2 separate regions of the Mus musculus genome follow, and region 1 is linked to region 2. The links are chromatin loops, found by intact Hi-C in ENCODE. Cell type or tissue: heart. All regions are shown on one strand. Links, peaks and the distances in the headings refer to the core of each region. The heading gives the core; the rest is flanking DNA. Region 1 overlaps Frmd6 (FERM domain containing 6). Region 2 holds the start of Gm24474 (a long non-coding RNA gene).

Region 1 (8,332 bases), core at 111-8,110, 230 kb before region 2:
AAGGTTGATAGTGCTATTTTACTAATTGCTGATATGATATACATTCCGTTGTGTATGTATATGTGTATATAAATGATAAACCTTAAGCCATTTTAACTGTAAGGAAAAAACAGTACAATTAAAAAACGTGCTCAGATTTGGCCAATCTTCAAGGACTTATGTGTAATGAGTAAGGCATGAAGCCTTAAAAGTTACTAATAAATATTCTTTTTTTTTACCAGATATTATAAGACAATAGATGAATATTGTCAAATCTTTATTAAATTCAAAGGATGCTTTGGCTTATCTTATATGCCTGGGTATTTTCCCTGGCTGTATGTCTGTGCACCACCCATGTACTCAGGGCTGGCAGAAGCTGAAGTGGGTGTTAGACGCCCTGGAACTGGAGTAATGATGGCTGTGAGCCACTGCTTGGATGGCAGGCATAGAACCCATGTCCTGAGAAAGCGCAACAAGTACCCCAAAGCACTGAGCCACCTCTCCAGCCCCTGGGTCTTTATTAAGTTTAAGGCCAGTTTTCTCAGGATCACAGGAAGAAGCATTAGAAAGCATGGTCTTGCCTGGCCTGTCTCTGGCATGGAAAGGCACATGCAGTGCTGGGCTCAACGGAGCCTGCTCCATCAGCACACACTCAGGGCAGGTTCCCTCCCCAGGCGATGTCCACGCTTTCTGAAGTAAGCCTGGGGCCAAGGCAGTGCTGTAGTTCACGTCTGAGACGTGTATGGGAAACCAGGCAAAAGGTGCTTCCTTCAGAACGGTCTGCTTCCCCTTATGAGCTGCCCGTATGTGAGTCAGATGCAACGGTTTGACTTCTCCAAGTGGGCGGTGTCTGTCAGGTACCAGTAACTCATCTCCCCGCTTCAGTTACAGCTTTTGTTAAATGTCTTTTTAAAGCAGATATTTTCTATACAATGCAGAACTATATACTAAGCAAATTTTCTTTTTCTTTTTTCAAAAAGATTAATTTGTACACATCAGTTTTATTGAAAGATTAATTTCTAATCAGATTTCTTTAAACTAGCAAATAAAGCAATAGCAGCGATACGTTCTGAACACTTGCTGATGTCACAGGCGTCCTGCCTTGCCGTGTCAGGACTGTTAGTTACTGCATGGACCCCTCTGGCCTTCACAGTGCAGTGTCTCCCTTATTCAAGAGATGGCCCATGACCAGTACAGCTGCCCAGATCCCCAGGGCCTCTAACTGACATCCCATCCCAAGGCCGGACTCTGTCCAGTGTACTGTTTATATTTCTAATATACTTCAGAATAGGAGCCGACTGTCCCAGACGCCACTTATAGGAATTTTCTTGTGTAGAGTGAGATGTCAGAATGAAATTTCTCAGAAAAAGTGAGTCAGCCCTTTAGGAATTTCGACAGAGATCTACGGTCCTCCATATGCCTTCCTAGGATGGAGAGGCAGTAATTTGAGGGAGCCGGAGGGAGGGAGAGAGAAGAAAGGAGGGAAAGGGAGGGAGGGAGGGAAGGAGGGAGGGAGGGAGGAAAGTAGAGGGAGAGGGAGGGAGGGAGGGAGGGAGGGAGAGGGAGGGAGGGAGAGGGAGTGTTCTGAGCTTTGGAACCAGCCAGGAAGTTACATTTAGTAACATGACCACCCAGCAATATGACCAAACATATTCTCCCCGGACAATGGTCCCATTTATATTAACTCAGCGTAAGGGGTGCGGTAGGGACAACCAACATATCAACAAAATCCCATGCTGATCATCATGCCTGTCATGTGACAGGTATGGCTCACTGATCAATTCCCACAGTCCTAAGGGGTAGGTAGGTCCCAGTGTCCTTTAACCTATGAGAAATCTGAAGCACAGAGATGTTAAATGCTTGCCTTGGGTCACATAGTAAGGAGCCAAACTGGGATTCAACCCACGGTCAGACCCCACGGGCCATGTTTTAACAACTTCGTCCCACTGGGTTTGCAAATATACCCTGAGTACTTAGAAGAATCCAGTTCTAGTCAGGAATGACCCTTGTCAGGATAGGGAAGATACAGAGAGGAGCACGGAAGAGAAGGCAGAGCACGCTGAGGCCCAGCATGAGTGTGCAGAGCATCTTCACAGCGCTCTGTGGAAAGGAGGCCTGGGATACATAGGATGCAAAGAGAATACGGAGCACCCGAGTCCCTGAGGCAACTAACTGATCACAGAAACTCTGTCACCCAGGAGCCTGGGCTGCAATCCACATTTCTGCCACTTGGTTTTGCAACCTTAGTGAATTATTTAACTTTTTTAAGCCTCAAGTTTCCTGGCTTATAAAATGATCACTTTTTATACAGTGTGGGGGTTTGAAGGAAAAAAAGGAGGCATACGGTGCTCTGTCTGCACTGGGGTCGGTGGGAACATTCCCACAATTAAAGGAATATAATGAGGGTGGGGCTTTCACAGGGCAATACTACAATAACATTCACCAAACATCTTGCAAAGGTTACTCTTCCAGGCAGAAAAAGAACTATAGCATAAGGCCCTCAGAGGCAGATCACCATCGCAGCCCTTCGTTATCACACGTTACAAACATTTAAGAACTCTAACATGCTGCTTCCGGGCTAGACCACGGAGGCCTGACACGTGTAACCAAGGGCAGGCCAAAAGAAGAGCTTCCCACAGCTTGTTGTAAGAGGAAAGCAGAGTTCTCAGGCGAGCTGAAATCTCGCGCAGGAAGGAGGGTTTTCCTACCTTGTACAGTCTGTAGTAATGGATGGCGACGTCGTCCAGTCGGACGGCTTCTTTGATGTACTTTAGGTAGGCCTCGGAGGCCGTCAGGGCAAACTGGTCCTTGTGCATGTTTGGGATGTGTTTCAGGATGTAGTCCTTCCCCCGCTTGGAAACAACCTGTGGGGACACCGTGCCCCAACCGACAAGAGGATGAGAAGCTAATTCAGGCCACATGAAGCTGGATACTTCTCACTAGAAAATTCTAATTTTTATCCCATTTTCGCTGTCTTCTTAGGCTACCGGGAGGAACCAGTTAAGGTTGTAAGATATAACGCCCACTTGGTAGAACAAACAATCGTAATTGGGGAAAACAGATTCTTTTGGTTTAAAGAGTCACCGACGTGAGCAGAAGTCCCACGCAAACTGAAGTAATTTCACATACTTCACGGATTACGCTCTTAAACGATGGTACTGTGGGAAGAAATGATGTCAGGGAACAGCTGCAGGACTGAAGTCCCACTAACTCCCACAATCCCCCACACAGAACGTGAGACTAGAAACGTTCATCTGGGGAAGGTAAAGGACCAGGCGGGACTCTTTGGAACACTGGTTTTCACAGGAAAGGCCAGGAACTCTACTTGAAAACACAGGAGGAAACGGTTTCGATTCAACACGCCCTCCCTGTGATTTGCTGGGGCTTAGAATTGGATGGGGTCCACTGAGCTTTCTTTCTTCCTTTCTTTCTTTCTTTCTTTCTTTCTTTCTTTCTTTCTTTCTTTCTTTCTTTCTTTCTTTCTTTCTTTCTTTCTTTTTTAAGATTTATTTATTTATTATATGTAAGTACACTGTAGCTGTCTTCAGACGCACCAGAAGAGGGAGTCAGATCTCGTTAGGGATGGTTGTGAGCCACTATGTGGTTGCTGGGATTTGAACTCAGGACCTCCGGAAGAGCAGCAGGGTGCTCTTACCTGCTGAGCCATCTCACCAGCCCCCCACTGAGTTTTCAAATGTGAGTTACACCCTGCACCCGGTGGCTGCATACTGAGGGTGTTGGGAATGGCCATGCGGATTTCAGAAGGGTCTGAAAACACAAAAAGCCAGTGGCAACACGAGCAGAAGCAAGGGCTTCGGATGGTGGCAGTGGGGGACACTGGCGAGTTTTCAGCTCTAACGTGACTTCAGCATCTGTTGTTTGGTGCTTACTTTTCATACTTCACAAAGGATTCTACATGGAGGCCGGTGGTGGCCCACACCTTTAATCCCAGCACTCAGGAGGCAGAGGCAGGAGCATTTCTGTGAGTGCTAAGCCACCCTGGTCTGCATAGGCAGTTTCAGGGAAGCTGGGGCTGCAGAGAGAAACCCTGCTTGGGGCTGCGGTGGGTTCAGAAGTTTAAGGCACCCCAGCAGCTGTGTGGACACATCTGTAGAGTCACCAGCTGGATGGTGCCAGAGCATCCAGTCTAAGAAATCAACCAGATCCTGGAGTTGCACACTTGGGAGCCAGGACTTCACACCACAGGTGACTGGGGAGTTCCTGCAGGTACTGTGTAAAGTAAGAGGCTCGCTCCTCTCAGAGCAAGCTGGGGGACACCGAAGCAGGAATAGCTCTGCAACACTGTGCTGAGCTCTGAGACCCAGGGAGGGAACGCCAAACGGAAGGATGCAGTAGACTTAGAAGGAAACCAATAGTGACAAAATAGGGACTAAGCAGGGTAACAGGAAATGGAGTGGGCACATCAGAGCATGTGGGTAGGAATGTGGCAGAGGCACAGTGCCAAGCCAAGTCCATGTGATGCCAGGTTCTGGCAACTGGGCCTATGGCAGCCTCCAGCCCTCTGACAACAGGGGAACAGAGGTAGGGCTGTTTCTGTGGAGGTGGGGGAGGGAGGAGTGTGATTGGGGGTGTTCCGAGTCTGTGGAACTAAGGAATGAGTAGCCACCTCACTGTACAGGGCAGGCATATTTAGGCATTACCTGCATATTCTGAAGGTAGGCATGAAAAACCGTGATTGGGATGAAATCTCCCTGGTGTAAGTGGCTAGGTGCCAAGGGCAGCAGAAAAATTCAGCAAAAGGAGAAGAGAGCGCCTACTGAATCAGGCAACATAAAGGGCATGAATGACCCGAGAGATGGCATGTGCTTGCCTGAAGGGGAGCAGGTGGGGGAAGAGGACCGAGGAACGCACACGGATGGGAAGGAAGCTGCCAGAAAGTCAAGCACACTTGGCCTATCTTTTGGGAAGCCAGCCAGGCGGTTCTGCTTTGTGGACGCAGGTGACCCATTGTTCCGGTGAACATCAACAGTAGGGGAGAGAGCCTGAGCCAGAGCCGAGGCCACAGAAGAGAGGGACAGAGCGGCCTGCAGGAGGACTGGCAACCCCAACAGGCTACGGAGCATGTGTGTGAGCCTACTCCTGCCAGAATGACCTACATCTATCTATCTTCTCCTGACAGAAGGGGACGGCTCCTCGCCTGGCAGGGAAGGACACAGAGGTCAGAGCCAAATGTTGATTCAGAGTTGTTTTCTCAGCCCATTAAAACTGTGAATGATCTCATCGCTTGAGAAGTAATCATTTTCCCTCAAAGGGGAAAAATACAATTCACCGGGAGGATGGAGAGTGTCGCCGCTAGCCAGGCGTGGGCTTGCACACCTTCAGTCCCTGCACCTGGGAGGTGGAAGCAGGTGGATCTCTGTGAGTTCAAGGCCAGTCTGGTCTAGAAAGTGAGTTCCAGGACAGCAAGGGATGCACAGAGAAACCCTGCTTAAAAAACAAAACAAACCGCCACCCCCCCAAAACAAAAAACCCCAGAGTATCACTGCTATGCACATTCCAACACGGGGCTGGGTAAGCTGAAGTTCTTCTGCATTTAAGATGGCCAGAGAGCCTCCTCAGTCATGAGCAGACTAGGAAAGATTCCCAGCCTCCGATTGGTAGTTGGGCATCACAGCGATTTCCCTGGGCCCAGAACATGCAGGCTCATCTCTTGAAGAGGCTTGTGTCTGAACAGGCAGTATGGAGAATCCAGACAGTACCTACCCATGCCGGGAAGTAAGCCTCTGGCTCAAAGTAGTCTCCGTGGTGCAGTTTCCTTTTGAAGTTGCCGAGGTCAGCTTGCAGTGCAAAGGCTGCCAGCAGGAAGTAGGCCTCCTCTCTGAGCACACACTGGGAGTGCAGCACCTGTTTCCGTAGGTGCCAGTAATAATAGTATCTTGCAATTCGGTCACTAGAAAATACGGGAAAACAGCAGTCATGTTTTGGTGGAATGTTACAAGCACATGCCAACAGATCCCAAATTTCATATGCATCTGCTAGCAGAGGCCCTTTGCTTCGGCTCCCTTGGGTCCTCCTCACTGAGGTGGGGAAGACCCAAGCTGGAACCAGATCACCACCTCAGGAGGCTGCAGGGGCAGAAGGCTCAGCTGCCAAAAACAGACCCTAAAGCTCACAGCCTTTGGCTCATCCAAAGAAAAGGCAGCTCTGAGGGACTCCACTCCAGTAAGGTGCATATGTCACAGAACACAAGCTGGACGTGCCAGAAGCTGGGCGCTTGCAGTCTGCATAGCGACGTTGTGCTTCTCACTCCCTTAGTGGGAACAAACCGAGGGGCAAGCCTGGCCTCCCTGTTTGATGGTCCTTGATTGTTCCCCTCCTTAGCGCATCACAGATGCTCTACAGCACGTAAAACGCTTATAGGAGATCTGAGCACCAGTGGCTTGTTACTTTCCCCGCTGCCCCGAGGATGAAAGAACCAATGCTTTCCTTGAAGAACATGCCTTGTTCTACAGGAGGAGGAGGATGCTTTATGGAGTGTTTTCACGGGCACAAGCCTCGACAACCATGACACTCCCTCCACAAGGAAATGCTAATAGTGCACGCTCGAGTCCACCCAAGCCAGAAATAAATCCAGTCCACCGAATAGGTGAATGGGCAGTGCTGGCAGGGGTGCTAGCAGGGGTGGGTGGGTCACAGGACCTCTAGTCACATCAGAAGAAATGTTCATGAGCAGATTATAATTAAGGAAAACAACTGTGGCTGTGTGCGCCTTCAGGGAGGTCCCTGGCCTCTACCTGCGGTCACAGCTCACCAGCAGATGATAACAGAAACATATGTGCCTAAGACCAAGACCAGGGCTAAGGATGAAGAGCTTAAGGGGAAGGCATCTGTGGAATTCTTTTCCCGAGGATAGGGCACTACTCAGTGCTGTTGGATGGTGTATGTATGTATGTGTCTGTGTGTATGTGGGGCGGGGGCGGGGGCACAGAGATAAAGGGTTAACATTCATTAGCCCTATGGGGTTTACTCGTGGCTAAGTCATCTATTTTCCTTCTTTACAGGGCATTCCATCCCTACCATATAAAGTGGGTGTGCACTTCATGCAGGCGAAGGCTGACTAATGACCTTTCTAGGCCTTAGAAATATGCTCTATGTACTAATACTCCTTACTCTTACTTTGCACCTGCTGACGACAGAAAATAGCAAATGCTAGCTTTTCATGGAACATTAGCCCCGCGTATTTCTTCTTTCATATGAAGGTCTCTCAAAGTTTAAAAGGAAAAGGAAAACAAGCTCATGTTTCCTGTAGTTTCTGTTCGCTGAAGTGTAATCTCTAGCACTGAATCCCACACCAAAGAAAGAGGTTCACAACCAGCTAAGTCTAGTTTACACCCTGACACGGATCATGCATCCGTTTCCAAGAAGATAGAGTCTGTTCTCCGCCCCTCAGCTTGCACCCTTGATTTCATAGGAAGCTCCCCCTTCTCCAGGCTCACACTTAGTTTCTTGTTGTTTTTCAAGAAGGGGTTTCTCTATGTATCCCTGGCTGTCCTGGGACTCATTCTGTAGACCAGGCTGGCCGCAGAGATCTGCCTGCCTCTGCCTTCCAAGTGCTGGGATTAAAGATGTGTGCTTACTCTTAATTTTTAAACTAGTGATTAAGAGTACGAGCAAGACCTCAAGTGAAGGGGAAACCAGGCTAATGGAAAACCAAGGAGTTTGAGAGTTTGTGGCCCTGTCCCTCTTGGGAAAGAATATAAGCATATTTAATAAATCTTGTTCCAAAACACTGACAGCTCCTTTGGGCTGAGTGTGCAAATGTGAGCTGGTGGCATTAACGTTTTCTCCCTCAGCCTGCCACACTCAGGAAGAAACCAATGTGCCTCTGGTGTGGTGGGCACCAAGAATACAAGAATGTGAAGAAACAAGCAAAGCCCCAAGTGCTGCTGCTGCTGCAGCGTTTATGTGCTAACAGGCGGAAGGCAGGCAGCGCTGGCACCAGGATGTGCTTGGTGTCTGCCGAAAGAAGCGCTGCAGAGGGCACCGAGGCTCCGGCCCGTGGCCTGTTCTCATACCTGATCAGCTTCCCATTCTCCACGTAGTACTGCACCCGGAAGTGGATGATCATGGGGGGCCCAAACTGGTCGATGCCCTGAGACAGAGACACATGCAGTGAGCTGTGTTTTGTTATCTCCAAGACAGGCATCAAACACAACCACGCTACCGTCACTTGCAAGGCACATTTCCAAACACAAACAGGCTCATCTGTTCCTAACATGGGGCTTGTAGCAGCGGAAAGTTGTCCCACACGGGCACCAGGTCCACATCCGACCAAGAAGTTACAACGTAAAGCAGGGCACCCTCCCTCTCCGGATTCTCACTCGCCTGCTTG
Region 2 (8,332 bases), core at 217-8,216:
GGTTCTGAGGAGAGTCAACTTGGGGCCCAGGTGGCACATTTCCTGCAGTGTCTGTCCCTCCCCCGGGCTTTGCACTTTTGAAGATGACAGGCACTTGGCACTTTCCCCCCTTTTGGATTGTAGCTGTAAGCCTGCAGAGTGTGACCTTCTTAAAATGACGGCAGCATGAATGTGATCCAGGCTTTGAACTTGAGGCCTCTTAGCCTGAAGAGATGATGCATGCTAATATCTTCACCTTCAGAGTTCTACATGTGGCTCCGCAGACATTAATTACTATTATTTGTCTTGCATCTTTATTAGCATATGTTAATTGTACAACGAAGTGAGCTTCATGGCTTTTACATGTATGAATATAATGCATTTTGCTCATATTCCTTCCTTTAGTGGTCTTTCTTATGGCCCCCTTCCCTTATAGCTCCCCCTTTTCACATCCCTGGAGTCCCCCTTTTAATTTCATGTGCTTCTCTTTTTAACTCTCTGCAGTAGATTCTACAGATGGGTGGAAACATTATCCAATCAATAAACGTACTGTGGGCTTAACCAGCCATTCTCAGAGAAGGAAGTACAAACGGCTAATGAATACAAAGCAATGTTTAACACCCTAACCCACCAGGGAAGAGGAAGTCAAAACTGCACTGAGATGCCTTCTCACCCTCGTCTGAATGGCTATGACCAAGAAAACAACAGATGCTGGTTAGGATGTGGGATGAGGAACCCTCACTCACTGCTGGAAGGGATAGACATCAGTACATACAATGCTGTGGGCATCTGCAGGGAGATTTCTCAAAGAAAATTACAAGTAAACGTGTGTATGACCCAGCCATACCCCTCCCCCGCTGAGCATCTACCCGAAGGACCACAGGTCAGCTCACCACAGAGGCACCGGCACACCCATCTTTATACAGCACTGTCCACAATGACCAAATTACAGAATCAGGGTAGGTGGCTAGCCACAGATGAATGGATAACAAAGAATGAATTTATAGCATTTGCAGGGAAAAGGATGAAATTGCATACATTTAAGTGACATCAGCCAGATCTTCAGAACTAGAGAATTCCTCATCGCAGTTCCTTTTGGTTTTTTGTTTGTTTGTTTGTTTGTTTGTTTGACATAGCGTTTGTCTCACCATGTAACCCCTGATGGCCTGGAACTTACTACATAGATCAGGTGAGTCACCATGGTCTTTTGGCCCATGTTTCCAGATTGCTGTGATTAGAGGTGTCTGCCATCATGACTGGCCTAGGAATTAATCATGACAGCTATGACTCAGCATGTTGAATGGACAGTCATTTACTGGACAATGCATTATAAGGTTTTCATTTACTGGAGGAAAGTGAGCAACAACCTTTACCACCACATCACGACTCCCTGCTCCCCGACACACAGCTACTATTCCTCCAGTGGACTGCCAGCCTTCCAGCTTCTTAGCAAAGAACTCATTTCAGCCTCACATGTGGGCCTGCTGCTCTCCCCTCCAGTAACCACTGCAGGATGAACATAGGCAGGTAGGTCATCACAGGTCTTTCTTTTCAACCAGTGTTTGGCAGGTTTTTTTTTTACCCAGCAGGCCAACATGCTGTGCTGGCTCGTTTGTGTCAACTTGACACAAGGTAGAGTCATTTAGGAAGAGAGGACTTCAATTAAGAAAATGCCTCTATCAGACTAACCTGTGGGCAAGCCTGTGGTCTATTTTCTTAGTTAGTGATTGATTGTGGGAGGGCCCAGCCCATCGTGGGTGGGGTTTGCTGGGGAAGGTGGTCCTGGGAGGTATGAGAAAGCAGAATGAGTAAGCTATCAGGAGGTCAGTAAGCAGCACCCTCCGCGCCCTCTCCTTCACTTCTTGCCTTGATTTCTTCAGGGATGGACTGTTACCTGAAAGCAAGATAAATCTTTTTTCTCCCTAAGTTGCTTTTGGTGACTGTGTTTCATCCCAGCAGTAGAAACCCTAAGTAAGATACAGGCAACATAGAAACAACTATAAAAATCCAAGTGGGAACTGGTCTCTCAACCTTTTTTTTCTCAGTTGCTAGTCTTGGTTTTCCTGCTTGGCCACAGACAATGACCTCAGCTATTCAGTGACCTTTCAATTATGTAGCCTCAGTTGTTACATAAATCCACGTTTATGTGTCAACTGTGTTTGTAAACCATGGCACCAGATTCCCAAGTTGCAACTGTGTTCCCTCACGGCTCTGCAACTTTTCAAGGCCTTGACAGTAACTTGGCCCTGACTCTTTCTCAACTCTGCTTGCCAACCTCCGATGACAGCTCAGCTTGGCTGTTGCCACAGCCTTCCCTCTAGCCTCCCTGAGTTGGGCTTCCTGCCCACCAGCTTGCATCTCAGGACAGTCTCTTCCTGGTCCCATCCCTCTCTCAATCAAGATTAGACAATGCATTGTTGGAGCCTATCAAATCCAAACACCCTTGCCCGACTTGTAAAGCTTCCATAGTCTCACTGCACCCATCTCCATTTTCTTCCTCAGAAAGGTCAATCCACTCCCACTGAACCATGAGGCTCTTCTCTCCAGTGGCAGCACTCCTTTCCAGCTGTCATTTCCCACCTCAGATGACCCCTTTCTTGTTTAGGTCCCCAGCTAGTTGTATTTTACCTAACACACAAAAAAAAGCCCAGTTCGAGTCTAAACTCTCTAAACAAATGGTCCCTACCTCTTCACTATGCACTGGTCACTTCTTTCTTTCTTATTGTGTGTACAAATAAACAATGGCATGCATAACAGTCGTGACGAGCCAACTTCTGCTGGACACTTCTTATGTGTCACGCTTTCTTGGGAAAAGCAACTTTATTATTTTTGATTACAGATGGAGAAACACGGGCCCAGGGGAAACAACGCAGCCAGGGTAACACCTGTGAGCTATTTGTTTCTCCCGTGCATTGCTTCATTCGCTCTCCACTGAGAGTGGAGACAAAGCTCAATGTTTCTTACAGAGCTGGGATGAGGCAGTGAGTCTACTATAAGGTATTGGTTCTGCTGGTCATTGATACACGCAAGTGATATACATCTTTTAAAATGCTTACCCGACAGGAGTTGTCTCATTTATCAAATGAGCAAATATCTGCTTTACAAAGAAGTCCTTTGGAGCCCAGAGATGAACAGTTAGTGGGAAACCATAATCTATAAATTCCCCTGTGTTATTTTATACGCTCCACATATGCTTGAAGTGTTTAAGATGGCATTCCATAGAGTTGTCAAGAACTATTAATGGGATTGGGTGGCATTTTAGGAGGGTCACTGGGCAGGGGCAGAGGTCACTGGCCAACATCTTGATTTTCTGATTTTGTTTTTCAAAATTACATGGCAGCAAGATTTTCTAAGAAGCAACCACATTTTTGTAGCACAGTATTAGAGTTTTCTTCATATCTCTTCCAATATATTTTTTTCTTTTAACAATCAAGGGAAGTAGAGAGATAAATTCAAAAAAGACAAATATCACAGTGTAACCATAAAGGAAGGAGGGAAAGGATCGAAGTTTAGATGAACATTTAACATTTATGACAATCACTCGCTTTTGTCCCTATACCTATTCTAGTTAACCGTGTACAAGCAAGAATTCATGAGATTTCCCCTTCTCCTACTTCAAATCAAAGCTTCACTAAAGGCCAAAATCATAGAGGAGAAACATTCTGTTTCAAGATTCTCAGCTTGTCTCAACTGTAGTTTATGAATTCCCAAGAAAACTCATAAGGAACTGGCAGTTGTAAACTGATACATCAGCTGAGAAGACAGATTCCATCCTACTTTGACTGTCTACTGACTAATGTTCCCTTTCACCCATGCTAAGAATTTTTCTAACTGATCAAAAAAGATCAGATGAGGAAAAAGAAAAGCATTTATAGACCTTGTTTCTTTGGTTTTCTTTCTGAAATTTTTTTCATTATTTGTTTTGTGTGTGTGTGTGTGTGTGTGTGTGTGTGTGTGTGTGTGTGTGTGTGTGTGTTTGTGTGTGCATACCCTGCTGAGTGTAGGTATGTGCACTGTGTGCATGCAGATGCCCTCCAAGGCCAGAAGAGGGCGCTGTATCTCCCGGAACTGCAGTGAGAGGCAGCAGTGAGCACCCAGTGTGTGTTTGGAACTGAAGGCAGCCCTGAGTGCTCCTAACTACTGCTCTGTCGATCCAGCCCCTCTATGTAGTTTCTTCTGGCCCCAGCTTATTGGGATCCCTTCACTTTTAATTGATGGTAGACCTTTCCATCTGATCTGGTAGTAATCTCAGTTTAGAAATAAACTGGGTTTCAAACTTAAAGCCACTTAGAGAAAAGAGTATTTCTTGGTAAATGGTAACATTTTGTATTTTTTTCCCAATTATAAAATAACATCAGCTCATTATGGAAAACTTGAACTACAAGTTCTTTATCCTTATTTATCAATTTCTTTGTGTGTGATTTTAGCTTTCCAGATCTAAATAAACCCCATTTCCCATGGTACACATTAGCACTTAATGTACAGTTTAGAAACATTTGAGATACTTATTTTGTATTTTATGTAGATCAGAGTGATCATTAGAGACATTTTTTCTACCTCCCTCCCTCTTTCTGCCATCTGCCTGTCTCTCAGTCTCTGTCTCCATCTTTCTCTCTCTGTCTCCTTGTCTCTGTCTCCATCTCTGTCTCTACCTGTCTCTGTCTCTGTTTCTCCGCCTCTCTCTGTCTGTCTCTGTCTCTCTCTGTCTTTCCCCCTCTCTCTTGTAAATCTGAAAATGAATTTGCAGAGCCTCTCTGCATGCTAACCCTACCAGTAACCTGGAATTCTCAACTATAATCCTGTTTCTTACAGCAGCATTTAGCTGCTATCAGTTCTCCCGCTGGTAAACTGCTCATTTCAAAGATTCTTTAGCATGAAACTTCAACACATTATAAAGTATGCCTCTATGGGCGTCTGGCAATTTTAATTTTCTCCCAGATGGTCTTCGGCTCAGGCTGCCTTCTACTGTTTCTGGCCATTGTTCCCTGCACCCTGTTCAGGTTGTTCACTAGGAATGCATGTAATTCCTATGGGTGTTCACTGTCACCTCCCTTGGCTCTCATACTCCAGGCTGTGGAGTGAAGTCTGCTTTAGCAGCTGCCTCCAAACCCTTTTCTTTCTGCTCTCATGGTTTGGGTCGGGTGGCTACCTTTCTTCCTTTATCCCACCCTTCCCCTGAGGGCCTCGTTCTCTCTCCTGCCTGTAAATCATCTTAGAGATACAAAACTATCTATCCTGAGATGAATCCTTTCCTGAAGAAATTTACTTACAGAGATACCATGCTGCTTTGGTCAAAGCCTTCTTTTTCCGTATCTGGAACTGCCCATCTCTCAGGGGCCATTTGAGCATTCCCCACCTATACCTATTGGAAAAGAGAACTCTATGTTCAGAGAGTGCTGGGGAAGCAGTCATACCTCCTTACTTTCTTCTGAACACCCAGAAAGCAGACCAGAGAGGAAGCTGGTGCGCATCCTCCTTTCGGGCTCTACAACACACCTTCCCAGCTCAAATATCTGATCACGATACTGGAGTTTCTAGCAATGGTTTCTGGGCTGTAAAGGGGTGGGGGATGAGAGGCACTCTGCTGTTGTATTTTAGAGAGGTGTATAGGGGGACGCACCAGTCCCCCATCACAGCTCTTTTCATTACACAGCAAGCCATTCTAGCAGGTGATACTCATCTTCCTGTCTTGGCTGTGGTTGAGGAGCCATGGTCTCTGACTAGAGATGGAAAGGGAGACAGAGGGACAGGGGTAGGGAAAAGAAACTGAGTTTTGTTCCATTTATTTTGGAAGACAATCTATTCTTCTCTGGACTATTTATTGTCCTGTCCAGGTCAGAATCAAGGTCATATATAGAATGATCTTGTAGAGTATAAACAATGGGTCCAGGTTCCCACTATCTTTCAGCACCATTGGGCTTCTCTGGTTTGGGAGGGTAAGGGTATGTGGAATGGACTTGCAAGGCCATGCCTCTCGGTTCATCCTGTTAACAGCTACACCGTAGACAGTGTCTGTAGGCGTCAGCATATGTCTTTTGTCCATCTTAAATTAAGTCAGTTATTCTTGTTTTTGTGTTTCTTGGGCATCTCAGCAAAAAAAAATCTTGTGTTTCAGTTGTCACCTGCCTTGACTTAATAAGTCTGTCAATAAGACATTGAATACTGGAAGCTAGGACGCTACAGATAATCCATAACACATCTCTATTTTAAATTCAACACAAAGGGAAACAGATTTCCTTATTCACACATAGCTTTAAAGAAGAGGGATAATTCAGAACGTGTAATAGCACCATGATGAATCATGTTAGCTATTGAAAAGTACAGAAAATGACAGGATTCCCACAGAGGCTGCACCTCTCCAGCATCCTGGGCATGAGCGCACTCAGAAACTAGAAATATCAGTTTAGAATGGATGAAATTCATCTCCAGCAGAGCTGCTCCTGATAACGTGTTTCCCCAGTTCCACAGCCAGAACAAATTAATCCTGCAATAGAACCAAGAAAAACAATGTATCTCATACCTGGTCAAGAGACAGAAATAATGTATCTCATGCCTGGTCAAGAGACAGGAACAATGTATCTCATGCCTGGTCAAGAGACAGAAACAATGTATCTCATACCTGGTCAAGAAACAGGAACAATGTATCTCATGCCTGGTTAAGAAATAGTAACAATGTATCTCATGCCTGGTTAAGAGACAGGAACAATGTATCTCATACCTGGTCAAGAAACAGAAACAATGTATCTCATACCTGGTTAAGAGACAGGAACAATGTATCTCATGCCTGGTTAAGAGACAGGAACAATGTATCTCATGCCTGGTTAAGAGACAGGAACAATGTAGCTCATGCCTGGTTAAGAGACAGGATGACCCACATGCCTGCTCAGGTGAACTGCTGCTTATGCAAATCAGTTTATAACCAAGAAAACTGCATAGCCCTCTGACTGGAAAAACAGTGCAAATGTAGTCAGCTTGGAATTTAGGAAAAGAGAACAAAAACATGCCAGTGTGTCTTATCACTTTCCAAGCTGAAGAGCAGGTTCTGGCTGGTCCAAGCAAGCGTTGCCACTCTGCTGACAGGAACAACCTTATCTTGGAAGTGGAGGCGACCATAGCTGGTGACTCAGTTCCTGGAGATCATCTAGTGCCCTTGACTTTGAGCAGTGAGCAATCTCACTTTCCAAACATGGCTTCTCCTTCAGCTCAGGGGAGAATCTGGGCAGACAGAACATGGCTCTGTTGCCAAAGAGATAATAGAGCCTAGTTCTGTGGTTTATTGTTAATGTAGAGTAAATATAAACTCAAGCCATGGCCATTTGATACAAACAGAATGAGCCACACCAGGTACAAAAGATATAATGTAACAATTTTGTGGTGATCTCTCCCATGTACTTGTGATTTCCTGGTGTCTTCACTCTTAACTCCTAAACTAACAATGCTCACCCACTCTCCACTGTCCCCCATGTAAGCTACATCCCTACATTGCAGTCAGCCCTTTTCAACTCCACCTTCCCAGGCCCCCAAACTCATTCATATCCATAGCTCAGAATGTCTCCTATTTAGATTTTCCTTCTCCCTTCCTCCAAAATCCAAATCTCTTAGGGCAAGGGCCAGCCCACTTTATTCCAGTTAAACTTTTGCCGCCACCCAGCACAGCCGGTTTCTAATATATGCCTAGCATTCTGCGTGCACATTCTGCCTGGCCCTACATCGTCACAGTAGAGTTCTATTAGCATCATCACATCTTTTCCATCTCTCTAGTATGTAAATTTCCAGAAATTTTGGCCGTCTTTAACTCCTTTATCTATCTGTTTTGTCCCTTAAGGCTTTTAAGGGTACAGATTCTCAAGTCTCCCTTCGTCTTATCACACTGATAACAAACCAGACCCAGCATTTCCCTGAACTGGAAAGCTTCCACATTGTGAAAATGTAGCCCTGACTGCAGGCTGCTTGCTGATGGCTCTCTGCCATGTGCTTTTTGGGGAGCAGTAGTTGCTCAGCATCCTAGTTCTTCCCTCCATGGGACACACTGGTATAGTGACTATAGAGATAGGGACTCAGCCCCACTGGGCTGTTGTTCCTGTAAAGCTTAGAGTGAATTAGATTCTCTAAGGCAGGCTTTCTCATCTTTAAAGTTGAGTGTTCAGAGGGTCTTGATGAACATTAAACAAGATCATGTGATATGTCTAATAGGGTGCCCAGCACATGGTAGGTGCTGCATCTGGTGTTAACTGGGATTGACAAGAGGGATTCTAAGTGATCCTTGGTTTAAGTCATCACTGTAAGAGCCCTACAGCAGCAGCCTCAGACAAGGGGAAATTGCATAACACTTTAAGGCTTCTTGGTTTAAAAA

Evidence for each region. A loop is a pair of places that touch in the nucleus more often than their neighbours do. Peaks named below come from ENCODE experiments on the same cell type or tissue, not always from the same donor. Only the 100,000 strongest peaks of a DNase experiment are listed, where the experiment ranks them.
Region 1: a loop joins it to region 2, with 6 times the contacts of the local background. A loop is called at or near these places in 3 of 42 quality-filtered maps.

Annotation. Positions count from the first base shown.
Region 1 is chr12:70,878,177-70,886,508 of GRCm38, reverse strand. It overlaps Frmd6 (FERM domain containing 6), which reads right to left. Exons shown (of 14, transcript NM_028127.3): 5 at 8,016-8,092; 6 at 5,704-5,890; 7 at 2,688-2,843. Among named protein-coding and RNA genes, the nearest start is that of Gm32664, 21 kb to the left of the region's middle. In heart, for the core only: CTCF peaks have their summits at 2,192 and 5,031; DNase peaks (open chromatin) are centred at 4,528, 4,948 and 5,768.
Region 2 is chr12:70,648,636-70,656,967 of GRCm38, reverse strand. Gm24474 (a long non-coding RNA gene) reads right to left here and starts at 7,219. Exons shown (of 2, transcript XR_381651.4): 1 at 6,731-7,219; 2 at 6,261-6,463. In heart, for the core only: a CTCF peak has its summit at 4,051 (motif pointing right); DNase peaks (open chromatin) are centred at 2,307, 2,827, 7,097 and 7,967; H3K27ac peaks cover 1,652 bases.